Linked DNA regions of Mus musculus: regions 1 and 3 are each linked to region 2. The links are chromatin loops, found by intact Hi-C in ENCODE. Cell type or tissue: left cerebral cortex. All regions are shown on one strand. Each heading gives the region's core, and the rest is flanking DNA. Links, peaks and the distances in the headings are about the cores only. Region 1 overlaps Ilrun (inflammation and lipid regulator with UBA-like and NBR1-like domains). Region 2 overlaps Pacsin1 (protein kinase C and casein kinase substrate in neurons 1). Region 3 holds the start of Pacsin1 (protein kinase C and casein kinase substrate in neurons 1).

Evidence for each region. Peaks named below come from ENCODE experiments on the same cell type or tissue, not always from the same donor. Only the 100,000 strongest peaks of a DNase experiment are listed, where the experiment ranks them.
Region 1: it touches region 2 in a loop (2.1-fold over the local background); 6 of 42 quality-filtered maps call a loop at or near these places.
Region 3: a loop joins it to region 2, with 5 times the contacts of the local background. A loop is called at or near these places in 3 of 42 quality-filtered maps.

The regions. Positions count from the first base shown.
Region 1 is chr17:27,756,176-27,766,255 of GRCm38, forward strand. All of the region lies in intron 4 of Ilrun (inflammation and lipid regulator with UBA-like and NBR1-like domains), which reads right to left. Among named protein-coding and RNA genes, the nearest start is that of Spdef, 32 kb to the left of the region's middle. In left cerebral cortex, for the core only: a CTCF peak has its summit at 5,715 (motif pointing left); DNase peaks (open chromatin) are centred at 4,178, 5,678 and 6,924; H3K27ac peaks cover 3,097 bases.
Region 2 is chr17:27,698,181-27,708,260 of GRCm38, forward strand. Pacsin1 (protein kinase C and casein kinase substrate in neurons 1) reads left to right here. Exons shown (of 10, transcript NM_011861.3): 2 at 3,587-3,761; 3 at 4,520-4,676; 4 at 6,665-6,900; 5 at 7,445-7,600; 6 at 7,737-7,912; 7 at 8,814-8,934; 8 at 9,039-9,166; 9 at 9,700-9,887. The coding sequence starts at 3,708. Among named protein-coding and RNA genes, the nearest start is that of Spdef, 26 kb to the right of the region's middle. In left cerebral cortex, for the core only: a CTCF peak has its summit at 4,511 (motif pointing left); DNase peaks (open chromatin) are centred at 3,496, 3,833, 4,615 and 6,275; H3K4me3 peaks cover 216 bases; H3K27ac peaks cover 2,444 bases.
Region 3 is chr17:27,645,998-27,656,077 of GRCm38, forward strand. It overlaps Pacsin1 (protein kinase C and casein kinase substrate in neurons 1), which reads left to right and starts at 9,594. Exons shown (of 10, transcript NM_011861.3): 1 at 9,594-9,762. In left cerebral cortex, for the core only: CTCF peaks have their summits at 4,329 (motif pointing right) and 6,628 (motif pointing right); a DNase peak (open chromatin) is centred at 4,344.

The sequences.
Region 1 (10,080 bases), core at 2,869-7,868, 59 kb after region 2:
TCTTGTGTGTCATAAGGAGACCATAGGACACAGGCAACATGGTGCCTGCTGTAGAAGAGAGACTGCTGAAGGTTCCAAAATCAGCATGTTGGGCGTCCTGTGTGGCACAACTGAGGCATGGGAAAGTCAGCAGGCAGGACACACACACGGCCCATCCACATTTCAGACTCTGCCACAGTCCTACAAACCAGTGGACAGTCGAGTGACGGCTTTGAGTGACGGCTTTGCATGCACCTGCCATGGATGTGGAGATGGTCGCTCTGAACCTCAATCTAGCCAGACTGACCAGGGAGCCCTAAGGTCCAGGTGTCTCCACCTCCCCTGCACTGGACTCGGGGACAGAGCACTGCACCCTGCTCAGCTCCTCGAGCTCCTGCGGCACCCACTTTACCCACTGAACTGCCTCCCTAGCACTGACTCTCACTCCCTATCTTCTGTAGCAGTGTGCTGTGGTAAGGGAAGCAGATGGAGGGATGTAGCCCCAGACGGTACCAGAGAGCTCCGAATTCAATTCTGACCCACACAGAAGTCAACTCATCAGCATGGTAGAGAGCCACCCTCCTTTATCAGTCCCATTAGCCATGCCAACCATGATGTGAGGACACCAATCCAGTAAAGAACTGTCCTAGCACCTCTGCCAGAGGAGGAGGAGCACCTCAGGCCTGCAGAGGCTGTCAAGCTTACAGTCAGTCCAGCAGCCAGTGTGCAGGCAGTGAGGCCCTCCAGCAGGGCCTACATGAACACAAGCTCCACATGCAGTCAACAGATGTCTGCTGTTTGCCCCTGAGAGATCACGCTGCTTTGAGCCAGGCGAACAGTCAGGGCAGCTGGGTCAGGTCCTGAATGGTCTGAAGTGCAATATTAACTACAGCAAGCCACAAGCGGACTGCCTTTCTAAAATATTTTGTTATGTATGAATGGAAGTTCACATAAACCCATCCTTATTTTCCTCAAGAACAATTTAAGATCTAGCCCTTGTATGCTGAAGATGTGGGCGGGGCTCGGTGGTAACATGCCCAGCAGGTGCTGCCCAGGGTCAAGCCTTATTACTTGTGGAGAAAAGACCTGGACTTCTTATACAGTCTGCAAAGCAAACCCAACACCAACAACTGCCTGAACCGGTCCTCACGATGCTAACCCTGTGCAGCAGCGAGAGGCATGGCTAGTCTATGAGCTTCTGCGAGGGGGGGCCTGTTAATACACGAGTCCTAAACTGCGGTGCCAGCATAAGCCTCCCCAAAGAGGGGTGCACACTGACTGTCTGAATATGAAACACTTCTGTTGGAGGTGTTTGGGATTGTTCCCCCAGCTTTTGGAATATCTGCACATAATAAGCTGACTGAGGGATGGGACCCAAGACTAAACAGTTTATTAGTATCTCGTATATAGCGTACCATTTTTATATGAAACAGAGGTTCTTAGTATAGTTTTCCACTTGACGAATCCTATTGGTATTTAAAATTTTCATATTTTGTATTTCTAGATGTAAAATGTTTGAACTTAAACTAACAGTCATCAAAGAAGCAAACACCCACATTAACTTCATTGCAACATAGTCAAACGAGCAAGCAAATCACTGAGAACTAGCTTTGCCTCAGTCACATCTCCTTTCTCTCCTAAGTCCCCGTTTGACAGCCAGCTGCTTCTGCGCACGGACCATTCCACCAATCCTTCCATACTGTGCTAAAAATGAAGGAAGGGACTTGCTCTGCTGGGGACTGAGTTCTTATCTATTATCTTGGGGGAAGGTGCCAAAAAGAAGCTGAAATTTCTTCAAAAAGGACATTTCCCAGAGACCATTTGGGTTAATCTTTTCCCCTCTATTTGAAAACTTGCTTAGACAAACCACAACATGGAAACTTTCGTATACCTGTCTTTATTTCACTTTTGTGACTTGGTTTAAATAAATAAAAAGGTTCACACAGGCTAATAAAGAGGACGGTTTGCTACATGCAGGGAACCGCTCCCCCCCCCCCCCCAGGCCTGCTCATCCTCTTCCTAGCTTTGCTTGCCCAATGCAAACATAGATAAGTACAAGGTTTTGCAGGAAGTGCTGTCTTGACACTGGACTGCACGTATCAAGTGCTGCAGCCCTGCTGGAGGGACTGGCCATCTAGGGCTGGAGACCGACCAACGTGATGGGATCCAAGGCTCTCACTAACAGGAAATGGACAAATCAGCAAAATCAAACTAGTCAAACTCATCCCCCACCTGCTGGGTGACGGTGTGCCAGGCGTTGCCACTTTCCTGGGAAAATACTCTAAAGTTCAAAGACATATTTATTTCTGTGCTGCCAGAGGTGAGTGTGGGCACCTATTTCAGGCCTGAGGACCTATCAGGGTAGACGGGAGTCATAGCCTTCCGATTCTGTCAAACTACTTAAAGGTTCTGAGTGCCTTGTAAACCATTCTATTCCAATCTCTGTGGCAGTTCCCCAGATGGTCTAAACTACTCCTGTCTGTGCACTGTCCCAGCCTATCCATCCTGTCAGCCACTCGCTTCTGTCCACCCTCCTCAGCATCCACACACCTAACTTCTCTCCCCTCCCCATCCCAGGTACCCATACGCAGCAAGCGTTGCCAGCCTTCAACCTTTCCCTGACCCAACTAAGAAACCTGCCTCGAGGAGCCAATCCAACCGAAGCTTCGAAAGTATCTGAGGGCCAGAGAGTAGGTTCAGTTGCTAGAGGGCTTATGTAGCCTATACAAAGCAGTCTTCCGCTAGAACAGTATGCTAGAACCTAGATGAGATGCTGTGGACAGGGTTCTCTCTGGCCTCTCCTAGGGCAAGGAGATCTCTAAAAAAGAAGGAAATCAGCCAGGCATGGTGGCATATGCCTTCAATCCCAGCACTCGGGAGGCAGAGGCGTAAGCAGGAAGGCTTCTGCTTGTGCCAGGCCAACCACAGCTATGCAGTTAAGACCCTGTCTCAAACCCCTCCCATCATCCATCCAAAGAAGCTGACGGAAGCACAAACAGCTTCTACCCCAGTGTTCAGGAGGCGGAAATACAAGAATTGGGCTAATGTGGGCTCCCTGCAACAACAGAGACTGAAAACTGTTCAATGGGCCCCGCACTGTAGACAAGTCACCCCAACTTTCACATGAGCTGTGGCATGCACAACCACATTCACACCCACAAAAGCAATGTTAAAATTTAAAAATTTTTAAAAAATCTCAAAAGGAAGAGGGACTGGAGAGGTGGCTCAGCAGTTTGGATGCCGGATGCTTTCCCAGGGCCAGAACTCAGCTCCCGGCTGCCTCTGACTAACACTTACACTCCAGAGGCCCTGAGGCCCTGTGAGGGCACTGATGGGCACTCCCCACACACACACATACACACAGAGTTAAAAATTATATTAACATTTTAAAAATTGATTGTAGCACAATACATTTTTTTTTTGAAAGCAAAGAGAAAAGCTGGAAAAATCCAATTTTTCCACATTCTATTTCTCTTGTCTGGCTTATGTCCCTGTCATGGTGAGGCACACTGGTGACACTTTAAAGACAGGGATCAGCAGAGGCTGTGCAGAGGAGACGCATGACTGACCACACACCATGAAGCTGCCTCTGTACAGAGCAGACAGTTGTGACTGGTCCTTAGGAACCCACTACCAGCAAAAATCCCCAGTCCCTCAGGGCTCTGCAGGGAGGGAAGCTATTCTTTCACTCTGGGATAAGCATGGGTTCTCACACGCTGAACATCTCTGTTGGAGTCGCCAGAGAAGCCTGGGTACTACTGAGTGGTGAAATGCTGTCCACAGACCCTACCTTAGAACCCCAGCAGAAATCAATGCAGAGGGGAGAGGAAAAGGGAGAGATAGTTGTGACATGACCAGTGTGACAAGCTGGCAATCCTGAGAACACAGCTGTCTTGTGCTACAAGCCTGACCAGTGTCAGCAATCTGAAACAATGCCCAGAGCCCCAAAACAAACACAGAGGAGCTTGATGGCTTTGAAACTGCTGAGGTACAAAGGAGAGTTCCTGGACATACTTCTCAGCTTCAGTCAATCAGCAATGCTACCTAACAAAAGACATTTTCTAGGTCCACACTGTTTGCTTAAATTATTTTGAAGTGCACATACAGTCCATGCCAATGCAAACACCTAGTTCTTCTGGGCCTTCAGGAGATGCAGTCATCGCACTGCATCAAACCCAGAGTCCCCTGCCTGACAAACGTTTTCTGTACAGAATGTGCCAGGCTGCCGGGTGGGCGGGGCTCATGCTCCTCCCTCTTGCTTCTTCCTCCTTGGTCATGGGTTCTCAACTGCTACAGGTGAGTGAGGAGTCTCCCTCCACACCTGACACAAATGTACATACAGACCGTGTGCACAGGACAACCAATACCATTCATCAAAATGTGCTAGAAACACCCGACTCTAACTGGGTTCTGGCCACGGCCTACTATTAAGTGCCGTGGAAAGGTGGCAGGCACTGGTGACTACTGTATTATTCTCTGCAACTATGGAAGTCCTAGAGCAGGGATGGGATGGGGGGTGCTGAGAAGGACTGAAGTTTGATTCCAAGCCCGCCCATGGTGGCTCACAGACATCTCTAACCCAGGGCCTTGGCTGTCTCCCTTGGATTTTGGGTTGCTAGTGGTTGTCACCCAAACTCTTGTCCTGCCTCAGCTTCTAGGCCTGTGTGGCTTTAGATGGGTTTCTCTTGTAGGTGACAGGGTCTGTCTGCGTGGCCTCCCTGGCCTGGAACGTGCTGCATATCTCAGGCTGTCTGCCTGCTTCTGCCTCCTCAGAATTGGAGGTGTGAGCTACATAACAAGCCTTTGTCTTTCTTCTTAAAGGTTTTTCTTTGTGGGTGGGGGTGGGAAAAGGGTTAACTCTGCAGAGTTGGCTAGACGAGGCTGGCCTCCAGTTCAGAGATCCATCTACCTCTGCTGAGACTAAAGATCTGCAACCACGATGCCTGGCCGCCGCACATCCTTTTTTCTTTCCGTCCTTCCTTTTGGTTTGCTTGCTTGCTTGGCTGACTGGTTTGTAATTTCTATGTATGAGTTTTTGCCTGAGTTGGAGTCTATGCAAACTGCAGCAATGATGCTCTAGGTGTGTTTGAGAGCACAGCTTAGGCTCTGGACTTTCTTACACACACCAACAGCTTCGAGTCAGCCATCATCTAGAGAATGACAACCGCGATACAAGGTTAGACGCCATTCGTGTGACGCAACACTCAGACGTACAACTCTGATCCTATCCTATCCTTCTCTCTTAACCTTCCTATCTAGTGTGAGGCTGCTCTTCCCTCTATGGAACGCACGGCTCCTGACCCCACCCTTCTAACCTCTCTGTCTTTTCTCCTCACACCCCACATCCGTTGTGCGCTCTTGCTGAGGAGGCCTCTCTGCTTCCACTGCTCTCTGTTCTATGCAGGGCAGAGTGACCATGGCGTCCTTCACGACATCCCTAAAGCTTTGCCACCTGATTTCTGCCCTGACTTCACACTGTACTCAGCCTCGCCTCCCCTGCAGCACCCCCACCTTGTTCTCACTCCTTGAACCCACCAGGCACATCTCTACCTCGGGGCTTGAACTGGCTGTCTCTGAGCCTAGCATCCTACACAGCCTCTGTAGAACAGAGCCTGCCAAAATTAGCAGGCCGGCCGCTGAGACTGTCCCCACTCTATAGAGCATGCTCAGGAAAAAGTAGAGCCAGAGACTGCACCCTCTGCAGGACAATCAGGGAATGGAGGACAGCTGCTTCAGTGACTACAGAGACTGCACCCTCTGCAGGACAATTGGGGGACGGAAGACAGCTGCTTCTGTGACTTCAGGGACTATACAAGCTTTTGTCACAGTAGCAATTTCAATGCCAACAAAATCTGAACCCAGGAGATCAGAGACGTTCTTCAGGAATCTCCTCCCTCCCTGACGACGGAGAGAAAGCTTACCAGGCCAAGGTGTTTACTGGGGCAGGAGTAGCACCTGCCTGGCTCCTCCTCTAAAATGCTGAGGAGCCTGAACAGGGCAGTCATAAATCCCTAGAACTACTTGGTTACTAAGACTACCCAGGAGAGCTGCAGAGGGGCCCTTTCATGAAATCATTAGCCAGCTAGTGACACTAACTGTCTCTGGTAAACTGTCACACGCTGGGCCTACTTCAACTGGCCCTCCCCTGACTGCTCCTTATTACTATGCTAACCTTCCTTTTTGATATAGGGTCTCTCTCCCTATCTCTGGCTGTCCTTGAACCTTTACTCACACTCACACACACTCACACTCTCTCTATATATGTGTGTGTGTGTGTGTGTGTGTGTGTGTGTATAAAATCAGGTTGGTCTCGAACTCACAGAGATCTTCTTGCTTCTGCCTCCAGAGAGCTGGGATTAAAAGTGTACATCGCTATTCCAGGCTAGTACGTTAAATCTGTGGCTGCTTCAAAGCAGATAAGAAGATTTGAGTCGTGGCCGCTGTACCCACAGAGTAAAAGACCGGCTCAGCCCCAACAGTGCAGACAGCATGAGCACATTGTGGGTCACACCGACCCTTCCAGTGCTTCGTCCGAGATTAATGCTTGTATGCTTTAGCTAGCCCCAGGGTACACCAAAAGGCTCATCAGGTAAGACTGCTTACTGCCAACTGCAGGTTCATTTATGGGGCCCAAATGATTAAGATAGAACCAACTTTGCAGGGCTGACCTCTGACCTTCAGACAAGCACTATGGTGCATAAGTGCACATATACACATGTGCATGTTTGTATTTTCAAAAATGCTGGGCAGAGGCGCATGAGCGTGCGCGCACGTGGATGCACACACACGCACACACTCCCTCTCTCTGGTACACACACATTTGTATTCCTAAAAATACAGGGTAGAGGTGGGATTGTGGGCACGAAAGGCAGACGGCACTTGGCTGTGGCTATGGCAAAGTGGAAGGAGGAACGAGCAGAAGGCTGCAGAGACAATCACATGTTCTCCTTCTGAACCAGGGCTTGGCAGAAATACTAAGAGGCTCCGGCTGTGATCCAGTTTAAGGTGGAAGCACACAACAAACAGCAGCCTGCTTCTTCCCAGAGCTGAGACAAAATGGCCGTACTTGCCCTGGGGTTTAGCTTGCCTGGTGTATGTAAAAGGCTCTTTGCTGCAGACAGGAAGGACAGACAGCACCTGCTGCCCCACAGCCTCACACTTATTCCCACCTGTCCTGAATCACTTGGTCTTACTGTTCTGGAAGGTCTCAGAAAGCACACAGAGATGCGGGTCACGAGACCACCTTTTTGACTTCAGTAGGTCTACTCTTTCCACACACCTGTCTGTACAGCTCCCATTAGCCAGACTCCATCTCCAGAGACCTCGCATGGAGATGGGCTTCCAAGAGCATCTTGTTCTTCTCTGGCCTACCAGCCTAGGTGATTCCAATCTCTTGCCAACTGCTGATGCCCACAGCTGCCCATCCGACACAGCCCCCCTCAGGCCCCCCACCACTGAGGACAGCAGCAGGTGAAGCACATGCCCTCCGCACTCTGCAGTCCCTTCTATCATAAACGGCACTTGGCTTGTTTGCCCTCAGAGTTCAAATGTGAAGAGGACACTCTCAACCCTCAGCAAGTGGAATGCTGTCTAAGGAGACACCACAGGCAGCTCCATACCACAGCGTCTCAGCACACCTCAATGCTGCCTCCCTCCGGCCCTGATGGCACCCAGTCACCTCAGTCCTTGCTGGTCCACAACACAGTTCATTCAGCCAATGAGAGGGCCTAGGGAAGCAAGCACAGCAACCCAGAGGGGGCAGAGACCTCTCAGCCATAGGGCACCCACACCTGCAGTGTGCTACCTGTTTCCTGCTGTGACACTCAGCAAGGCACGCAGCCCCTCAGAACGTTTGTTTCCTCATCTACAGGCAAAGTATGCCTGAGCATTTAGGAACAATTCAAAAGTAGCTCTCCTCACTGGGCCAAGGACACTATTCACAACTTTAAGCATGTCTACTTCAAGAACCAACTACCCCTGTGTTCTCAAGCTAAATACAGCTGTTTAGGATCACCTATGCTTTCCTGATTGACTGACTGTACGTGTGCCTGAGTATAATGTACATGTGTGCAGGTGTCCTAGGAGGCAGAGTAGGATGCTGGATCCCTTGGAATTACAGGTGGCTGTGAGCTGCCTGATGTGGGTCCTCTGTTAAGAACAGCAAATGGTTTTTAACCACTGAACTATCTGTCATCCTCCTTACCTATACCTTTAATGTCTCTTTAAAAAATAACATAGTGCATACATGGAGGTCAGAGAACAACGTGACAGTTGGTTCTATTGTTTCACCACGTGGGTCAGGCTCAGCAACAAGTACCTTAACCACTGAGCCACCCACACACATGCCTTTCAGGCTCACTATTAGACAAATCTCTACTTGTAGCCATTGCAGTTTCATATACACATATGCATATATCTATACATATTCAATTTATTTGTTTTTGCATGTATGGGTATTTTGCATGTGCATGCAGTGCTGGTAGAGGCCACAAGGTGGAGTCAGATCTTCTGGAACTGAAGTAAGGATGGTTGTGAGCTGCCATATAGGTGCTGAGAACTGAACCTGGTTCTCTGGAAGAACAGCCAGTGCTCTGGACGCTGAGCCCTTCTTTAATCCCTCTATACCAATATTTGTCTTTTTGCTTGTTTGTTTTTTCGAGACAGAATGGTCTCTCTGTGGAGCCCTGACTGTCCTGCCTCAGCCTCCTGAGTGCTGGGGTTAAAGGCATGTGGCAGTACTCGGAGGTAGTTCCAGTACCGCCAAAGCCATCTGTGACTGTGTCGTCCACTCCTCTTCAGAGAAGCACACGGGAAGCGGCCGACACGACCCATCACTCACAGCTCCCTGCATCACTGTCACTCTCCCCATATGGCTGTCTCAGCCACTTCTAAGCTCAGGTGACCTCTGCGAACCCCTTTCCTTACCCCTGTTCTGTTCCACTCCTCCTGCCAACACTTGCTTTCCTGCTGTAAATGACACAACTGAAGTTCTGACTCAAACTTGACTCTGAACTGCTCTGCGAGCAGCTAATCTTCCTGCTGCATGGTCAGTGTGGGCAGGGATCGGCACTCTAATCCTCGGGCTGATTGGACAGTGAACTGCTCTACTTACAGCAATGTGGTCATTACTCACTGACCACTGCCTGTGCCATTCCAAAGGAGGAAGTCAACACATCTCGATGGACACAGAAAACATAGCCAGATGTTTCATACTTTTTTCTGAGTAAGATTTTGCTTGGTTTAAAAACAACAACAACGCTTGTCCCAATGTCTCTTTAAGATAAAGTTTCACGGGTTTGGTGAGATGGCTTGGCGGGTAAGAGCACTGACTGCTCTTCCAAAAGGTCCTGAGTTCAAATCCCAGCAACCACATGGTGGCTCACACCCATCCGTAATGAGATCTGACGCCCTCTTCTGGTGCATCTGAAGACAGCTACAGTGTACTTATGTATAATAATAAATAAAAATCTTAAAAAAAAAAGATGAAGTTTCACATTATTAATCCAGTCTGCCCAAGCCTTCCTGGATATCATCTGGAATGTGTATAGTGCGGGGACGGCACAGCACATACGCGCAAGTGAGGACAACCTGCACTTTCCTGGTGTTTGAGTCTTGGCTTTCTCAGCACCTCCACTCTCTGATCGCCTCACTGGCTCAGAAGCTGATTTTATTTGCATTTAAGATGAGTTAAAAGTGTATGTGTGGAGCAGGTGTGGTGGCGCTCCCAGCACTGGAGTGAGAGGCAGAGTCAGTTCTTCAGGACAGCCACCGCTATACAGAAAAGCCCTGCTTCGAAAAAACAACGAATGAATGAATGGATGAATGAATGAATGAATGAATGAACGAACAAGCAAGCAATTAATCAACCAAATTTATGTGTATGGATGTTTGCTCTGCATGCCTGGCACCTGTGGAGGTCAGAAGGCGGTGGAGCCCCTGAACTGTAGTTACAGTTGATTGTGAGCTGCCATGTGGGCGCTCTCCAGCACTGAAAAGTTACTTTTAAATGGGGGTGGGGTGGGCAGTGAGAGTATAAGCTAGTCAGTTAAGCACGTGAAGTAAGTGGCCTTCCTCCCACTCACTGTCTAGCACTAGCAGCAG
Region 2 (10,080 bases), core at 1,713-6,712:
GATAGGGAGGAAGAGGAGGTTCTGGCCACTCAGGAGGCCCTTGATCTCAGGGTAGATCTTGGGGGGAGCTGAGGGCAGAGGCAAAGGCTCCCTTTCATTTCAGGAGGAACCTTTGGTTTCACTTTTGGTCTGTGGAGAGCCAGGGCTTGGGAGCCTGGCTTCCGCTGTGGGATCCACGGTTTGACCCATGGGGGTGGATTCTGGAAGAGGTCTTGCCACACAGTTATGTAGGGCTGCTGGTCCAGGTGGGACCCCGGTTTGTCCTGAAAGACAATGGCTTTAACTTCAAAGATTACAGTCAAGTCAAAAGTCCCCTCTGGTGGCCAGCCCACATCAAGTGTTGGCCACTCAGAAGCATAAAATGTATGCCAAGGTCCCTTTCTACTGAAAGGTTGTGGGCCCTCCACCTAACTTCAGTCCAGTGATCTAATGTCAAACTTAGAGGGGTTGTCACAGCCTGTCCCATCGTCCAAGTCACAAAAAACACAAAACAGACACAAGAGATACACACACAAAGACTGACAAATATACAAAACCAATCCAAGGATGCAGAAGGTCGGGCTGGTATGTAGTCCTTCCAATCCAGGGAGACTACTGAATCCTCACCCCTGTCCCAGTTGGACTCCTGGAGTCCTTCCCCTCACTCCGAGGCGTCCCCCAGAGCGGCCGATCACACTCTGGGTCTCGTCTTGTGAGACATCGCGACTGCAAACAGAAACTTCCAAACTTTGAGGGCACACAGAAACAGTTTTAGACAAGAAATCTCACCTCAAGTGGGTCTTCAGAGACGAGGGTGGTCGCCCTACCCAGGACAAGACACAGATAAACAAACCAACACAACAAGTGCACATTCGTTTAAAACAGACACTCAGAACAGAGACACCGACCAGCACGCACACATTCCAGAGGGGATCCCATACCTCCAAGTTGATTCTTGGATGTGAGGGGTGATCGCATTTCCTGGCCAATGCACCAAATGAAAGACCCACAGCATGAGGACTCCCCCACATTCTGACTCAGGATAGGTGACACCCCAAATCACTCACAAGAAATGGTCTTGATGCAAACTGCAGGAGGTTTATTCGGGAAAGACCAGTGCACTGGGTACAACTCTTATCCCATGCAGAGGTAGAGGAGTCAACAAGGAGCTCAAGGGGTCAGGGGTTTCTATAGACACACAAACCACAAACAGCTGGCATTGGGCTTATAGAAAGGCAAAAACCCCAAACACCTGGCAAAAACCGCAAACACCTGACATCCTGGAACAATGGAGCTATTTTGGACACAGGTCTAGGGGCTTAAATAATTTTTTACTCTCTGTCAGGATCTTTTAGTCCTATGTAAACTAAGCTGATCTCAGACTCAGAGATGTCTTCCTGCTTCCTGAGAGCTGGTACTGAAGGTCTGCATCATCAAAAGCAGCCTGGGAGGAAAGGTCACATGGCTCACAGTTCCTGTGGGAGGAAAGGTCACGTGGCTTACAGTTCCTGTGGGAGGAAAGGTCACGTGGCTCACAGTTCCCCTGGGAGGAGAGGTCAAGTGGCTTACAGTTCCCCTGGGAGGAAAGGTCACGTGGCTCACAGTTTCCCCCTGGGAGGAGAGGTCACGTGGCTCACAGTTCCCTTGGGAGGAGAGGTCACATGGCTTACAGTTTCCCGTGGTAGGGAAGGTCACATGGCTTACAGTTCCCGTGGGAGGAAAGGTCGTGGCTTACAGTTTCCCGTGGTAGGGAAGGTCACATGGCTTACAGTTCCCGTGGTAGGGAAGGTCACGTGGCTTACAGTTCCCATGGGAGGAAAGGTCACGTGGCTCACAGTTCCCCTGCGAGGAAAGGTCATATGGCTTACAGTTCCCCTTCGAGGAGAGGTCACGTGACTTACAGTCCCCGTGGGAGGAAAAGTCACATGGCTCACAGTTCTCGTGGCTTACAGTTTCAGTCACAGTTGATCTGAGAGGGAAGTCAGGCAGGAGCTTATGCGGGAGCAGGGCAGGGAACATGGAGCACCATTGCTTACAGGCTGGCTCAGCCTACTTTCTCACTGGGCCCAGGACTACCTGTCCAGAGGTGGCATTGCAAAAGCAGGGCTGGGCCCTCCCACGTCAACCATCAAGCAAGAAAATTGTCTGCATTTTCTTGGTGGGCCCAGGGTAATAACAGCCTTGCTCGTTCCTCCCAGTCACGTGCATCCTTGGAGCTGACTGCCATTCCGATTATGCTTCACGGTCTTCCCCAAATAGTTCCTTTTTGATATATACTTTCCCTGCCAGGCTGAGCTGCCCACATCACTTTGGTGGCCTGTGGCTTGGGATGGGGTGGGAGCTGTGGGTCTGCACTGTACTGTACTTAGCCCCGGGGACATGGATTCGGATCACTCCCAGCCTTTGGTGTTTGCCCGACACTGTTGCAGTGGGCCAACTTGTGCATGCTCGCCTGGCACCCAGAAGGTGAAAAGGCGTTGTTGTGGGGGGAGACCTCTGTCCAGTGAGGCCGAGTATCACGTGTCATCCAATTCCGCACCTCTTTGGCTGAAGAGGCTTGTGGCCATTCTGATCTTCAGTCCTGGGTGACACAGGAAAAGCCACACTGAGGAATAGGGTACCAGGCCAGACTAATGGAGAAGCTGAGGCTGGGGGGAGGGGCATCTCTGACTGAGGATCCTCAAAGGTTCCTACCACTTGTCTGAGGGACAGTGGTTGCTAAGAGATGGGTTTTACCAGCCCTCTCTAGGAGGCTCTGAAGCCAGGCCGCCCTAACCCAGATAACTCACTGCCCACAGTACAGCTGCCACGGTGGCACTGCACAGACAAGGGAGTGTCCCAGGAGCCATGGCTGCCTCTTTGAAGGCCCTTTAGCCCTCTGTAGCAGTTTCCTGATGACTGAGGCTCAGTAGGGGAGGGGTTTGCCCCCTGGCCCCTGGGGCAGAGCATGGCCTAGTTTGGACAACTGTGATGCCTGGTGACAGATCCAGGGCAGATGCAGCACCCCAGCATGTGTAGATCACAGTGTGACCCCAGGGCCAGAGAGCCACATGCCCAGACATGTGGGGGAGAGGGCTTGTGTGAGCAGCTTAATGGGGCTGCTGAGGCAGGGCCAGGACAGTTAAAAGAGGGTGGACAGGGCTCAACAAGAAGAATCAGGGGAGCCCTTAGGTCAGGGTGTATATGACAGAGAGGCCTCCTGCCAGTTCCCAGGGAACTGCACTGCAGAAGCTGGGGCACTCAGGGCTGAGACCAGGGGCTTTGTGTTGGGGTTAGGGGGAACCCAGGACCATCTTCTGCATCTAGTGTCAGGATTCAGCTGGGTCACGGTGGGTGGGTCATGCTGAGGAAAGGGGGGTGAAGCTCAGCGAGGAAGCCCACTGGTGCTTACCGGTGCAGAGAAGGCTCGGGGAGGCGCGAGAGAGGGCTTCTGTAGGAAGATGGCATCTGAGGAGAACCATTCAGCTGAATCCCGGGAGGCAGGAGGAGCAGGTGTGGAGAGAGATGTTGAGATGTGTACCAGGATCATCCTCACAATGGTAAGCCCTGACAGGAAGCTGCCCCCTTCTCAGTTTGAGGCTCATCCCAGGGAACCTGCCTTCTCCAGGGACACAGACCGGGAGCAGGACCACTTCTCTCACCTCCGGATCTCTCCTGCTTCCGCAGCCTGTGAGCAGCAGGCCTGCTAACTGCAGATCCACAACCGCACAGCTCGCTACAGGTGCACCATGTCTGGCTCCTACGATGAGGCCTCAGAGGAGATCACAGATAGCTTCTGGGAGGTGAGTGAGGGTCTAGGCTCCCGCCTGTCTCCCTATTCAACACAGGACCTCAACCTTGCATCCAGACTCCCTTGGGCCCCTTTAAAAAACCCACAGTGTCCACCAGGTGGTGAAGCCTTGAAAGCGGGCTAGGACTAATGCCTGCAGCTTTTCCCAAGCAGCTGCCTAGCGGGTCCCACTGTGGCCCTCTGCATGGTGGGCAGGGGAGGGCTTTTGAACCAGAAAGTGGGGTTAGCCTGGAGACTCCATAGCCAGTAGAGGTAGAGGTGAGACTATTAGCCAGCATTTCAGGGGCCTCTGAGAGTCTTCAGCTCAGGCGAGGAAAAAAAAAAAAATACTGCTTTTGGCTTTGGAAAGCAAAACGGAAACTGGCAAGCCTAGATTAATAAGTGCTCAAAGAGATGCCTCACAAAACATAATATTGTGTCAAGAAACAGCAGCTCAAGCTTATATGACTCGGATAAATATTATAGAATTAGCTCACAAGGGCAAAAATGAATAATTCATTATAGCCCAAGTCTAAATTATATAAAGCCCCGTCTGTTTTTTTTTTTTTTTTTTTTTTTTTTTTTTTTTTTTTTCCGGCAGCGAGGAGGTTTCAGAGAAGGAGAGGGGAAATAGAGACCGGTCCGAAGTGGAGTTCTGGGACCCCGCAAGGTGGAGGGCGGGACGAGGCGGGAGGTGGGAGGCGGGGCGCCCCCTGCAGGCCAGGGCCGGGATCACAGGGGCTGCGCGGTCACTCGCTGTTTGGACACCAGGTGGGGAACTACAAGCGGACGGTGAAGCGCATCGACGATGGGCACCGCCTGTGCAACGACCTCATGAGCTGCGTGCAGGAGCGCGCCAAGATCGAGAAGGCATACGCGCAGCAGCTCACCGACTGGGCCAAGCGCTGGCGCCAGCTCATCGAGAAAGGTGCCCCACCCCCGGGCTCTAGCGGGTCCCCCAGGGCGGGCCCCAGGGAAAACAAACAGACCAAACTTGTTCACGACAAAAAGACCAAAGGGACCAAAGCAGGTCCTTTTATTCTCCTGCTTTGTATGACTCTAGACAACACACACACACACATACACATACCACATTTTATTTTGGAAGAGGCTTAGTTTTTTTTTTTTTGTTTTGTTTTTGTTTCTTCGAGACAGGGTTTCTCTGTGTAAACCGGCCTGTCCTGCAACTCACTTTGTAGACCAGGCTGGCCTCGAACTCAGAAATTCACCTGCCTCTGCCTCCCAAGTGCTGGGATTAAAGGCATGCGCCACCACGCCCGGCGAGGCTTAGTTTTGATACAGAAATTTATGTAGCCCAGGCTGGCTTCCAGCTCTATATTCGACAGAGAATAAACCCTGCTGTCCTGATCCTTCTACCTCCCCTCCCCAAATCCGTGATTTCAGGTGTGGACAGCCAAGCCTAGCTTCTCTTTCTCCCTCTCCCCCTTCCACCGCTATTTTGTTTCTTAGAGACAGAATCTTACTATGTAGCACTGGCTGTCTAGAACTTGCTATGTAGACCAAGCTGGCACAGAGATCCACTTGCCTCGGCCTCCTGAATGTTAGGTTTAAATTGTGAACCACCATATCTGGCTGCCCTGCCGGGTCTAATTCTTCCTTTCCTCCTCCTCCCCCTCCTCCCCCTCCTCCCCCTCCTCCCCCTCCTCCTCCTCCTTCTCCTCCTTCTCCTTCTTCTCTTTAAGGCTTTGCTGTCCGGGCCCAAGCTGGCCATAATCTTGAGATGGTCAGACAGGCTTTTTCTTATTAATATGCATACTTTTTCTGAATGATTGGAAGGGAAATTAGAGCTATCAACCTCACCCCCATTGTCCAAATATCAAGAACAGTAGCAGTTCATGCCACCTTCAAGCCCTGTCATAATCAGAACATTTATAACAGCTCATTTGCCTGGCAGTGGTGGCGCACGCCTTTAATCCCAGCACTCGGGAGGCAGAGGCAGGCAGATTTCTGAGTTTGAGGCCAGCCTGGTCTACAGAGTGAGTTCCAGGACAGCCAGGGCTACACAGAGAAACCCTGTCTCGAAAAACAAAAAAGAAAAAAGAAAGAAAATCAAAATAGCTCATACACACCTGTTTTTGTTTGTTTGTTTGTTTGTTTGTTTTGTTTTGTTTTGTTTTGTTTGAGATTGATCTCAAATTCCCTAAACAACCCAGGGTGACCTTGAACTTCTGACCCTTTGCGTTGTCAGCAGTTCCAGTTTATGCAGTGCTGGAAAACCAACAAAGGGCTTCCTGTATGGCAGGCAAGCACTCTACCTACTGAGCCACACCCCTCCTCTCATGTACACAGGGGACTGCAGCAGTGGTCTGCTGGCCCAGGGCCCACACCAAACCACACTGTGCGTCCAGTTGCCAGAACCCTGGATTCCTATAAAAGAGAAGTTTCAAGTTCAGGTTTCCTTGAACTTACTCAGAGTCTCTTCCAGTCCTCATGGGGGCAGGGCCTGCACTGCCTGGCAACAAATGAATGTGAGGTCTGCTTCCCATTGGCTCAGATCCTTGTCACTCACCACTGGTTCCCACGTTTCAGTTGAGCATCTTGCCTAGAGCTTCTGTCCTGGGCCCAGCACTCTTCTGAGCCAGCAGAGACTCCTGCCATACAAGGTGGCCCACAGGGCGTACATTGGAAAGGGAGACACTGAGTGGGAAGCAAGACAGATGCTGGAGAAGAACCCATAGGGAGCTGCAGGCTAGTGTGAGAGTGAAACAATCAGGGAAGGCTTCCTGGCAGAAGCAGTCATCCTGGGCCTTAATAGGATGGATAGAAGTTTGGGGAGAGTGGAAGAAGCTGTTTCTGTTGCCATGGGAAGAGAGGGGGAAGTGTCAGAGAGGAGAGGACTATAGGCATTGTGTGTTGGGGGTCCCTGTAACCCCCTGCCCCTAACATTTCCCCCAGGTCCTCAGTATGGCAGCCTGGAGCGGGCGTGGGGCGCCATGATGACAGAAGCAGATAAGGTCAGCGAGCTGCACCAGGAGGTGAAGAACAGCCTGCTGAATGAGGACCTGGAGAAAGTCAAGAACTGGCAGAAGGATGCCTATCACAAGCAGATCATGGGTGGCTTCAAGGAGACGAAAGAGGCCGAGGATGGCTTCCGAAAGGCCCAGAAGCCCTGGGCTAAAAAGATGAAGGAGGTACCTCAGACAGGCAGGACAGCTGGCCTGCTCAAGGGTGGCGGGTCACAGGAGGGCATCTGTGGACAGGGAGGCTACCCACAAGGGAATGCCAGCATCTTGCAGAAAGAACTGTCCGCACACGGACTCTGGTACTGTGGTACCCGATGTGCTTTGTCCAGCACGGGGACAGCTGCCTCCACAGATCCCTGTGACTGGCATGTCTGCAGTACCATGAGGGGCAGCACCCCCCCCCCCCCAAATGAGCCCAGGGACTGGAACCTCGGAGCCCCTGCCTCTTTTTTTGTTTTTTTAAGATTTACTTATTTTTATACATAAGTACACTGTAGCTGTCTTCAGACCCACCAGAAGAGGGCATCAGATCTCATGGTTGTGAACCACCATGTGGTTGCTGGGATTTGAACTCAGGACCTTTGGAAGAGCAGTCAGTGCTCTTAACCACCGAGCCATCTTGGCAGCTCCACAGTGGAAGGATGTGGAGTGAACAGGCACGTGTTGCTGACGGGTGACCACCTGTATGCCCACCCTGGCCATCTCTCCACAGCTAGAGGCGGCCAAGAAGGCCTATCACTTGGCTTGTAAGGAGGAAAGGCTGGCCATGACCCGGGAGATGAACAGTAAGACAGAGCAGTCGGTCACCCCTGAACAGCAGAAGAAACTTGTGGACAAAGTGGACAAATGCAGACAGGATGTGCAAAAGGTACCTGTGGTGGTGCCTGTGGTGGTGGTGGCGGTGGGCGTGGTGGCGGGGCGGTCAGCGGGGCGGTCCTGAGGGTGGTGGCTAGAGCTGTAGGCCTGATAAGGCCCCGCCCCATCCTCCATCCTGGTACCTGCAGACTCAGGAGAAGTATGAGAAGGTGCTGGAAGATGTGGGCAAGACCACACCACAGTACATGGAGGGCATGGAGCAGGTGTTTGAGCAGTGCCAGCAGTTTGAGGAGAAGCGGCTGGTCTTCCTGAAGGAAGTCCTGCTGGATATCAAACGGCATCTCAACCTAGCGGAGAACAGCAGGTACCGGGCACGGCCCGCTGAGTAACCTGAAAACAGCACCTCAGGCCTGGTGACCGGGGGGGGGGGGGGGGGGGGCGCGGGGGGGACGACTCACGGGGAACACTGGTAAGAGCCTGCAAATGCAGCTTCTGCACGGGTGATGCCTAGCAGCTCCCTCGGAAACACAGGCTTATGTGCCCAGAGCTGCTCCCCGGAAAGCATTCTGTTCAGGCTGGAGGGAAGATCTGAGCTCCGCTCCCAGCACCCATATCAGGCAGCTCACAGCTGCCTGTGAGGGTCTGTCTTCCTCCTGTGGCCTCGCCTCTGAGGCACACACATATAAAATAAAACTAAAGAATACATAAATCTTGCGGTGGAGAGCGCTCGCTGCTTTTACAGAGGGCCAGAGTTAGATTCCCAGCACCCACATTAGATGGCTCACCTGTGACTTCCACGGCCACAAACACACATACAGAAGAATAAAAATAAGTCTTAAAAAAAAAAAAAAAAACAAATTCCTGCTGAATGCCTTTAACTCCAGCTCTTGTTCAAAGCCAGCCTCGGCTACATAGAGAGATTCCGTATCAAAAGAAAACAAAGGTTGCAGGGAAAAAAAAGTGAAAGATCTGGAGAGATCACTCAGGGGTTACACGCTGTGATTCCCAGCACCTGCAGGGCGGCTCAAGAACACTCACTCCTAGATCCAGTTCCCGGGGATCCAGTGCCCTCTCCTGGCCTCCAAGAATACCAAGGACACACGTGGTGCACATATATGCATGCAGACAAAACACCATACACATAAAATAAATACAATTTTAAAAATAAGGGGGCGGGGAGGAGCCTTCCTGGCTGGGGCTATGCTGAGCATCTTGGTCTCTGAGTGCGCTGAGGAGAAAGCCTACCCCATGCCCCCCCTACACAGCTACATGCATGTCTACCGAGAACTGGAGCAGGCCATCCGGGGGGCCGATGCCCAGGAGGACCTCAGGTGGTTCCGCAGCACCAGTGGCCCCGGGATGCCCATGAACTGGCCGCAGTTCGAGGTGAGGATGCACACAGGGCGGTAAAGTGGGATCCTGGGCAGGTTGGGAGGGGACTGTAAGTTCAGACCCCTCAGCCTGACTCCCCCCCCCCCACCCCGTTCCAGGAGTGGAACCCAGACCTCCCGCACACCACTGCCAAGAAGGAGAAACAGCCTAAGAAGGCAGAGGGGGCCACCCTGAGCAATGCCACTGGGGCTGTAGAATCCACATCCCAGGCTGGGGACCGTGGCAGGTGAGTACCTCCCATGGAGCTCCTGGGTAGGAGAGAGAGAGAGAGACCCACTGGCTGGGCCAGATACATTTTATCCAAGAAGACAAGAAATGACCCCAGACCTTAGCTACTATGAGTCCTCTGCAAAACAGGTGGGCAACCCTTCAAGACACCTGCTGTGAGTCACAAGGTATTCTGAGCACCCTCCTTACATTAATGGATTCAGGCCTCCAGCCAGTCTGAAAAGGAATAAATGTGTGCCTTTTAAGGATAGAGAAGCTTAAGTCCAGAGAGACTAGGCAACATGTCACACTTCAAAACCAGGGAAAGCTGTCTTGTCCAAGCTGGTACCCAGTTAGGGGTAGGGTCTCTCTCACAGGCTCAGACAGTCCTTGGGTCTTCCTTCTCACTAGCTGAAACACTAATGCAAACTGTTCAAGCTATCTGAGGCTCACTGGCTGGGAGCCCGCCAGGGAGCTCTGGTTAGGAGAGGATGTTTATACAGATGGAGATGGGTTCAAGTCCGCTGATAGAGGTCTCCATTTGCACCGAAGTGTTAGCAGCTATGACCGAGGCCAAACATATGCCACCGAGTGGTCAGACGATGAGAGCGGAAACCCCTTCGGGGGCAATGAGGCCAATGGTGGCGCCAACCCCTTCGAGGATGATGCCAAGGGAGTTCGTGTACGGGCACTCTATGACTACGACGGTCAGGAGCAGGATGAGCTCAGCTTCAAGGCCGGTAGGGGGGGTAGGGAGCTGGGGCTGGGGCTGGGGCTTGGCTGAGGGTGGGGCGGGGCTGGAGGACTAGGGGGAGGAGACTGGGCTTGGATTGGGTGTAGGAAGAGAGCGGGGCCTGGGGGCGGGGCGGGGAGGCGTGGCCTGAGCTGGAGGCTTTTCAAGGATTGGTGGGGAAGGGGCCAGGGCAGAGGCCT
Region 3 (10,080 bases), core at 1,983-6,982, 52 kb before region 2:
CCACTTAGGAGCACCACAGGTATTTTGGTCAGAGACCAAGACAGATGCCAGAGATGGTGGAGGGAGTCACCCTTGGCAGAAAACACCAATCACTCCTTCCCAGCCACGCCCCCACTCCACCTCTACCAGAGAACGAGCCCCGCTCAGAGAAACCCACCCGCTCAAAGAAACCCACTGGGATCAAAGTCCTGTACCAGCATGAGTACCCTGTAGGGAGAGCTGAGCCGTCTCCACCTCTGTCTGTGAGCCGCTCTCCTGCCAGCCGTACCCACAATCCTCTGGTGACCTTCCAAGCTGCCTCTGGCTAGAACTTTTGATTGTTTACTGAGGTCATTTTTATATTGTATCGATGACATCCTGGGACATACAGTAACCTCCCTTATGAAGAACACAGTCCGTTATTCACCCTGTTTTGTCGTTGTTGGGTTTTGTTTTGTTTTGCTTCCGAGATGGAGTCTCACTACGTAGCCTTGTCTGGAACTAACTGGCTTTGTAGAATGGACTCAGAGAAACCCACCCGCTCTACCACTGGGATCAAAGTCCTGTACCAGCACAACACACCAGCTCTGCTGTGTTTTGAGATAAGCTCACATCCGAGGCACACATGGTACACAGACATACAAGCAGGCAAAGCCCCCACTCACTGGCAATAAAACACCATCCCCTCAAGACTGGAGCCTGGGGGAGGTGGTGGTGGCTCAGTCAGTAAGGCGCTTACTGTACGAGCATAAGGACCAAACCCGTGTGAAACTTCCAGGTGTGGTGGCAACATGTGTGTCATCCCTGTGCTGAGGGGACAGACAGAGTCACAAGCCAACCAACCTGGCCCAGGCAGTTAGCTCCGGAGTCAGTGAGACCCCATCACAAAGACTGAAGTGGAAAGTGACAGAGGAGGAAGTCATCCGTCATAAGTCTCTGCCCTTCACACACCGTCCACGAGTACATGGAGACTGTACTCATGTGTACACATACACACTCACCCACACTCACCCATACTCACTCACTCACCCACACTCACACATACTCACTCATATACATATATGCATACACACACATACATGAGTACATGGAGACTATATTCATATACATACACGCTCACATACACATACACACACTCTTGCACACACATACATGAATACATATAGACTGTACTCATATGCTCACACACAGACACATACCCATACATGAGTTCACAAAGACTGTACTCATGTGTATACACACACACACACACACACACACACACACACACACACACTCACACATAGACACATACACACTCTCAAACTCTCTCTCTCTCTCTCTCATGCACACTCACGCATACTTGAGAGCCAAAACAAAAGACCCAAAAGCAGTAAAAAGCAGAGAAGCAGAGAGCAACAGGCGCCGGGCGTGGTGGCGCACGCCTTTGATTCCAGCACTTGGGAAGCAGAGGCAGGCAGATTTCTGAGTTCGAGACCAGCCTGGTCTACATACAAAGTGAGTTCCAGGACAGCCAGGGCTATACAGAGAAACCCTGTCTCGGAAAAAAAAAAAAAAAAAAAAAAAAGGAGAGCAACAGACTAGAAGGTTCCATGCTGAGCCCTGAGGCAGTGTCTTCTGTGTAAACCCCATCTTTTCCCAATGGGATTTGATTCTGGAGGAAGAAGCTAGTGATAGCTGTGATTTAGAGAGAGAGAGAGAGAGCTCTACAATTAAACAGGAAAACTGGGCTTGAGACCCACTGATGTCCCCAGACATCTGGGCAAGTCACTTGTGGTGGTTTGAATATACTTGGCCCAGGGAGTGGCACTATTAGGAGGTGTGGCCTTATCAGGAGGTGTGGCCTTGTTGGAGTAGGTGTGTCTCTGTGGGCTTTGAGGTCCTCCTCCTAGTTTCCTGGAAGTCGGTCTCTCCTGGTTGCCTTCAAATCAAGATACAGAACTCTCAGCTTCTCCAGCACCATGCCTGCCTGGATGCTGCCATGTTTCTGCCTTGATGATAATGGACTGAACCTCTGAATCTGTAAGCCAGCCCCAATTAAATGTTTCCCTTTTATAAGAGTTGCCTTGGTCATGGTGTCTGTGCACAGCAGTAAAACCCTAACTAAGACATCACCCAAGCTTGTAGCCAAGAACAAGGGTGTTCGACCAAATGTGTCCTCTATGGCCATAAGATGCAGGTCTGGAGCAATGGGCTCAACATCAACCCAGACCATTTCCTTATCAAAATAAGGTGGGTTTCAAAGTAGCACTAGGTGTAATGGTTAATCTTTTTTCTGGGAGGCAGGAGATGGAGACAAGATTTCTCTGTGTAGCCCTGGTTGTCCTGGAACTTACTCTGTAGACCAGGTGGTCTTGAACTCGCAGAGATCCGCCTGCCTCTGCTTCCTGAGTGCTGAGATTACAGGCATGTGCCACCACACTTGGCAAGACCCCGTCTCAAGTATAATATTGAAAGAAAACAGCACCTGGGAGAGACTGGAGACACAGCTCTGTGGCTGGGGTAACACGGTGGGCAGGGCTCTGTGGCCAGGTTGGTAAGGCACATGCTAGCATGCAGGAGCCCTGGGCTTGATCCCAACTCAGTAGAGATGGGGCTGAGGTGTGCACAGGTGTAATCTGTGTGCTGCTGAGGAGAAGCAGGAGGGTCAGAGGGTCCTCAGCACCAGGGCATGTTCAAAGATCTCTTGTGCTACACAAAAGCCCGTGTTAAAGCAGCAAAGTTGGACGAGGAGTGAGTAGGGCAAAGCCCTGGTGGGTCTACTTCCAGGTCCCTTAACTAAAACCTGAGGACCCAGGCTGGACATGGGCGTGCCGCCCAAGAGGCATGACAACAGAATGAGGGACATTAGACAGAGACACCCGCATCAGGAATGGTGGTGCATGTCTTTGATCCCAGCACTAGGGAGGCTGAGGTAGGCAGAGCTCTGTGAGTTCAAGGCCAGCCTGGTCTATATAGTGAGTTCCAGAACAGCCAGGGCTACATAGAGAATCCCAGAAGAGGCCATCAGATCTTATTACGGATGGTTGTGAGCCACCAAATGGTTGCTGGGATTTGAACTCAGGACCTTTGGAAGAATAGTCAGTGCTCTTACCCACTGCGCCATCTCTCCAGCCCCCCCCCCCTGTTATTTTTGTTTTTAAAAGGCTCAACAGTACATAGATTTGTATCCACCCGGAGCTGGTACAACAAATGTGTTCTCACTGCCAATACACTTTGTGTGGCTTCAGGCCCAAGGCAATAGATCCAGCCGACCCTGGGTTGAAACCACGAGCCAAAAGAAACCCCTTCTCCTTTGAAATGGGTTCTCTCGGGTGTTTGTCACAGTGAGGAAAGGTTAACAAACTGTAGTAAGAGGTTAGCCGTGCACCAAAGCCTTGGAATGCGGCAGAAACAACATCCTTTCTGAACTACGACTATTTTGTTTTGTCTGATTCTTTGAGGCAAGGTGTTGCTCTATAGCCCAAACTTACTTGAAACCCTTGATCCTCCTGTCCCAGTGTCTTGAGCTCTAAGATTTCAGGTGTGCATCATCATGTCAACTCCAAGTGTTAAGGTTAAGAGCACATGAGATTGAGAGTGGAGCAGCTAAGCAGCTAAGGGTGCTTGCAGCCAAGCTTAACGACCTGAGTTTGATCCCCTGGACCCCTATGGTGGATGGTGAGACCCAATTCTCAAAAGTTGGCCTCTGAGCCCAGCAGTGGTGGCGCATGCCTTTAATCCCAGCACTTGGGAGGCAGAGGCAGGTGAATTTCTGAGTTCGAGGCCAGCCTGGTCTACAGAGTAAGTTCCAGGACAGCCAGGGCTACACAGAGAAACCCTGTCTTGAAAAACCAAAAAAAAAAAAAAGTTGGCCTCTGACCTCTATATACCCACTATCCCCTCCCTGACACAAATAAATAAATAACTTAAGGAAAGAATAAAATCAGAGGTACAAGCCTGAGGGACCTGAGTTTGAATCCAGGAGACCCCATAAAGTTAGATAGAGAACCAACTCTATGATATTGTCCTCTGACCCCGCCCCCAACACACACTGATAATAAAAAAAAAAATTAAAAAAAAACAATAGGGGCTGAAGAGCTGGTTAAGAGCACACACTGCTCTTGCAGAGGACCGGGACACAGTTCCCAGCACCAAGTGGTGGCTCACAACTGTAACAGCTCCAGTGGAGTAGAGCGCTGTCACTGGGGCAGTGGAGGCAGGAGGATGAGAGGTTTAACGCTATCCTCAGCTGCATAGTGCGTCCAGGCAGTCTAGGCTACTACCGAAGACCTTGACTAAAAAAAAAACGTAAATCTAAACCCAAACCAAACAGGAATTCCGCTTGTAGTTAAGGTACTGTACCACTAGGTGGCGAGGGCGTCCAGGCCATAGCCACAGGACCGCAGCGACGTCGAGCCCTCTGGCTTGAAGTAAGCACCTAGTCCAGTCTGCTTTTTCTTTCTGCCTCAGTCCTGCCTGGATTGGATTCACAGCTCCAAGGCTTTCCAGCTGTGTGACATCACACAGGCTACCTAACCTCTCTGGCCTCCATATCCCAGCCTGTACCATGATGGTCAGTAATTACAGCGTCCCCATGGTTCCTATGCCTCAAATTCAGAAAGAACCCGGTACAGGGACGGCTCTGTTTGTTTGTGTGTCCTGGGTAAGCTGTCTCCGGGGTCCTAAATCTGGGTACCCCTAAAGGTTAAGGGTTTCATGCAGGAGGTGTGGTTTCCAGCCATAAGTCAGTGGCAGAGAAACCATTGCAAGGCTCCTGACATCTGGTCTCAGGGTCCAAGGTGCGGCTGGCAATCGTCCCTGTCCACCAGGCAGGTGACTCACTGTCCGAGAGCTTGAAGCGAGCTGACGGCGCCATGAGGAGAGAGAGCCGGAAGGCCGTCCCTCAGCACTGCCCATTCCCACGTCAGGTTGCTGAAAGGGAGCGTAGAAAATAAAACCCTGTCCTAGGCAGCCTAGACCCAGCCAGACTCCCGGATCCATCTTGCCCAGCCTCCAAACAGGACTCAAGGTGGCAAGGACCAGATCAGAGCTCAGAGATCTGTTTATAGCCCCAGCTCTGTCACTGAAGTGCTGTGTGACTTGGAACGAGCCTCTTTCACTCTCTGGGCTTCAGAATCCCATCTACCCACAGTGGGATAGATCCCTGGCCTTCCTTTTCAAGCTGTGGAAAGAACAGGGGTGGTTGGCCTGGAGGTGTGGACAGTGCCTGTTGAGCATGCGCAGAAGGCTCGGCAAGTAAAGGTGCTTGCTGCAGATGCCTGGTGGCCTGAGTTCAATCCCGGCTCCTGGAGGAAGAACACTGGCTCCCAAAAGTTATCTTCTGACCTCCATCCACACACCGTGGCACTTGTGCTCAAACACACATATGGATGCAGGGCACACACACAATAATAATAATAATAGATAATTGTTAGCCAATATGGTGGCACATGACTTTAATGCCAGCACTTGGAAGGCAGAGGCAGGCGGATTTCTGAGTTCGAGGCCAGCCTGGTCTACAGAGTGAGTTCCAGGACAGCCAGGGCTACACAGAGAAACCCTGTCTGAAAAAATAAAAACAACAAACAAACAAACAACCCAAAAAACAAAAACCAACAACAACAAAACCGCAAACTGGGCATGGTGGTGCATGCTTGCAATCCCAGCACTGTGGAGCGAGGGTAAGGGTCAGAAGTTGGACCTCACCTGCAACGGCTCAAGACCACCATAGGAAGATACACATGACTGTCTGAGGGAGAGAAAGAGAACTCAAAACGGCTCTCCTTCCCCCCCCCCTTTTTTTTTCTATAGGAAGACAGGGCAACTGGAGTCTCCCTTCTGCCCGGCCCCCTCTTCCAGGCCTAACACGCAGTATCAATTACCAATCCATTATTCATTCATTGATTTATTTATTTCCGCGCCTTTCAGTGCTGGCCTGCCTTTCTGTCCCTACGTCTTTTGTGTTTCGCTGGCATCTGCAAACCCCTCAGGACCAGCGCTGTCTTCCTTCTGCGTGGCCCAGAGTCTGAGGGAGGATGGACCAAGGGAGGTTCAGGGCTCTGGGTGGGAAGGACAGCCCCATGGAAACATACAGGGGTCAGATCTCCACGGGGCTGAGAGAACGTGAGGCCAGGACACGAGAGACGTGGGAAATGCTCAGAAAAGGAAGAGTTGCTGTGCCGGAAACGGAGGGCATCTGTATTGAAGCAGAGGCGCAAAACGGGAGGGAGGGTGGGGGAGGTACGCGGAACAGGAAGGGGTCGGGGCGGGGCGCAAAGCAGGAAGGTGGGTTAGGTTCACCTTGGACAGGCAAGCAGAAGGTCTGCAATTAGAAAGTCTACAAGGAAGCTGGTCTAAATTGGGAAGTGTGGACATCCCGCGTCAGTTCCCGAAACATTTTATTTTAGGTTACACAGTGTGTGTGTGTGTGTGTGTGTGTGTGTGCGCATGTGTTCTGAATTCAACCCCAGCCACACCTCAGCTCTGCACAGAGAGCCCCTGGCTGCCTTCTGTCTTTACCCTCTCTCCTCTCTACTTTTGTTTGTTTGGTCTTTAAAAGAGACTGCTTTGTTTTTTAAGGCATGTGTGTCTGCTCAGGACTCTGCGCACACGCACACGGGTGCAGGTGTCTAATGAGTCCTGCAGAGGGCGTGAGGATGCTCTTGAGTTGAAGTTACAGACAGGTGTGAGCTGCCCCATGTGGGTGCTGGCAACCAAAATTAGGGCGTCTAGGAGAGCAGTAAGTTATCTTAACCACTAAGCCTCTCTTTGTTAGTTAGTTAGTTAGTTTGTTTGTTTTGTTTTGTTTTGTTTTCGAGACAGGGTTTCTCTGTGTATCCCTGGCTGTCCTGGAACTCACTCTGTAGACCAGGCTGGGCTCAAACTCAGAAATCTGCCTGCCTCTGCCTCCCGAGTGCTGGAATGAAAGCTATATACCACCCTACCGACCTCCTGTTGGATTTTTCAAGAGGCCCAAGATGACCACAGACTCCTTCTGGACCACTGGGGTTACTACAGGCCTGAACCACTGTCACCAGCTATGTCACCAGCTATGTGCTGGGGGCCTAGGGCTTTGGGTGTGCTCAGCAAGCACTCAGCTAACTGAGCCATGTTCTTATGCCCTCCCAGTCTCCTGACGGACCTACAGCTCTGTGAAGGTTGTGCTTTCTCCCAGCCTCCGGCTTCTCTTCCCCACTCTATCATAGCCTTCTATTCAACCCTCCAAATGTCTGACCGTCTAGGGATATATCCTGTCTGGGAAGTTTGGGGCTGTGGACTCCACTGGCTTTTTTCTTAAAAGTATCATCATCTTCACCATCATCACCACCACCATCATCATCGATGCCTCTCTGCCTTCTCAGCCCTCACACACACACACACACACACACACACACACACACACACACACACACCCAGCCCCCCAGGGCTCCAATTTGTCTCCATGAAAATACTTTACTGTCTAGCATGACAATGACAAGGGGAGGGGCAGGCTTTTCTAGCCTTTCCCTCTTCACACCTCTGTGAGAACCTCTGTGGGGAATCAGCCTCTTGATGTGAAAACACTTCTGCCATAAGGGGTGCATTTGCACAGCCCTGGGAGAGAGCACTGGCTACTCAGACCGTTGTGGTTATAAATTCCGAGCAGCAGGTGGATACTCCACCTCCCTTGTTTGGTTCCAGCCATCATTGAAACCATGAACAGAGCCCCGTGTGTGTCCGTGGCTCCCCTACACCCCAGCCACTCCACCAACAGCTTGTCACACGGTTATCAAGATAAGGCGACTGAGTCAGGGTGTTCCCCAGACAGCTGTCCCACCCTCGTGAGCCTCACAGCCTTGCCTGGGGCTGATGGTAAACTCCAGGTTGGGGTGCGGGGAAATAGGAATCAGGGTGCTCAGGCAGGCCTGGAGGGTGGGCCTCATCAGCCCCAGGCTACTGTATCAGCCACCTGTCTAACCTGGATTTCAGCTCTCCTTCAGCACCAGGAGAAAACCTTTCCGGACAGCTCTGCCCAGAGCTCTCAACCTTCCGTGGAACACCAGCCACTGTGGTGGTTAATCTGGACTTGATTGGATCCGGAAAGAAGTAAGAGACTCCGGGTAAGCGTGGAGGGAGTGGAGGGCGTTTCAGGGAGGAACTGACTGAGGGGAAAAGAGACTCTCCCGTGGTGAGACGTGCCTCCTTGGGGTGGCGTGACGTAAGAAGTTGGGGGGTGGGGCACCGTACCCTTGCCTTGCCCACCTTGGCTTCATGCTGGTGAATGCATCTGCTCTGCTGCTGCTGCGGCCGCTGCAACCAGAACCCCACGTTTCAACCTTCCAAAGTCCCCTGAAGGCCTCTGATGACTCCGGGGCCTCTTCAGGAATCCTCCATGCATTCAGTGCCACACTGGGACTCCTGAGGAACCCGGTGTCCTGGGACAGCTTCGGGATTCTCAGCCTGTCCTGCATGCAGACGCTTGTATTGTTTAAGCCGATCTGATAAGCCCCTTCGTAAAGTAAGAGTCATCCATTCTATCCCTCGGTTCCCTGACTAATAATACTTGACTGTCTGGTCCTACCCTAGATGAGATGCTGCCTGGTGATGTCTTAGTGATGTCTTCTTCTATGCTCTAATAATATAGCTTGAGGACTAGAAAGATGGCTCAGCGGTTAAGAGCACTGACTGCTCTTCCGAAGGTCCTGAGTTCAAATCCCAGCAACCACATGATGGCTCACAACCATCATGCACCTATAACGGGATCTGATGCCTTCTTCTGGTGTATCTGAAGACAGCTACAGTGTACTTATACAAATAAATAAATCTTAAAAACAAAACAACAATATAGCTTGAAACTGTCCATGGAATTCTTAGCAAATGAACGAACACTGTATGCAGGCATTCCTCTGGGCTCCTGAACTGGTGAACTTCAGAGCTCACGGTTAGCCTCACCACCAGGGGTTCAGGAAGACTTCCTTCTTCGAACCCTGTGAACATCCAGGTCTCTCAAGGTAGGGAGGGGCAGAGGTGGGCAGTTTTCGCCTCCTGGTCTTCCTTCTCTGGTTTGTGTCACACTCTGGACACATTGAATGAATCCTCTGCTCTTCTGAGTCAGGCCCCACTCCCTGGGGCAACAGTCCGGCTCCTGGAAGCAGTTAGAATACAAGGCAGCAGCTGTGTGTCACCGTTTGGATCCCCAAGTCCCAGAGAACCTCCAAAAAGGCCTCCAGCTAGCTTTGCTGACAGCCAGCTGAGGTGAACTGGCCTGAGGATCCACACAGGCCTTCTTGGCAGAGCTGAGTGTGGGAGTGGGCCGTGGGATAGGGCAGAGGAGAGCATCCTTACTATTTGGCCAATCTTAAGTATCCTGTTCTCCATGAACCCGACACACACGGATAGGGAGGGGGTCATCACACCAGGGTTATACAGCAAACCCCTATCATGCGTGAACCCCCGCATGAGAAGCAGGTATTAGGAGCGCGCAGGAATCAAACACACCGAGCTGGGGAGCAGGCGGCCGGGCGGGCGCGGCCTCCGGGTACCGCGGTGCTGCCACCTGCGCAGCCACCGCGTCGCCATTGGCTCACGGAGAAGCCGCTCTAATCCGCGCCGCCTCCGCCCCCGCGCGGCGCTGCGCTCGGCGGAGTCTCTGACCTTCCTCCTTCCCGCAGCCCCAGAGAGACGCGCGGCGGTCGCGCCAGCCTTCTCCTCCTCCTTTTCCTCCTCCTCCCCCGGGAAGCCGGCCGGGCTTGAGGCTGGGCCGCCGCCGCCGCCCGCTTTGCCACCCGCCCCGCTGATGGTGTCCGGTGCTCCGGCGCCCAGGTAGGGGCTCTAGAGCGTGGAGAGAGCGCGGGTTTGGGGGTGGGGGTGGGGTAGTGTTGGGGGTTCGGGGAGTCCAGGGCTTCAGTGCGTGATGCAGATGCTCAGTATATGATGGCGTTGAATACAGCCGAGGGCAGGTATCTGGGGAGAGGTAGGCGCGCGCCCCCGGATGCTCTTGGCTTGACCCAGCCAGTGCCAGAATGACCCCTTGAGGATGCTAAGGGGGAGGCCTTTACCCTGGGGAAAGGGGAAGAAGCATGATCGTTGGGAAGCTGGGGCTGCCCCCCCCCCCCGGTGTTGTATGTTTTTCTGGGGCCA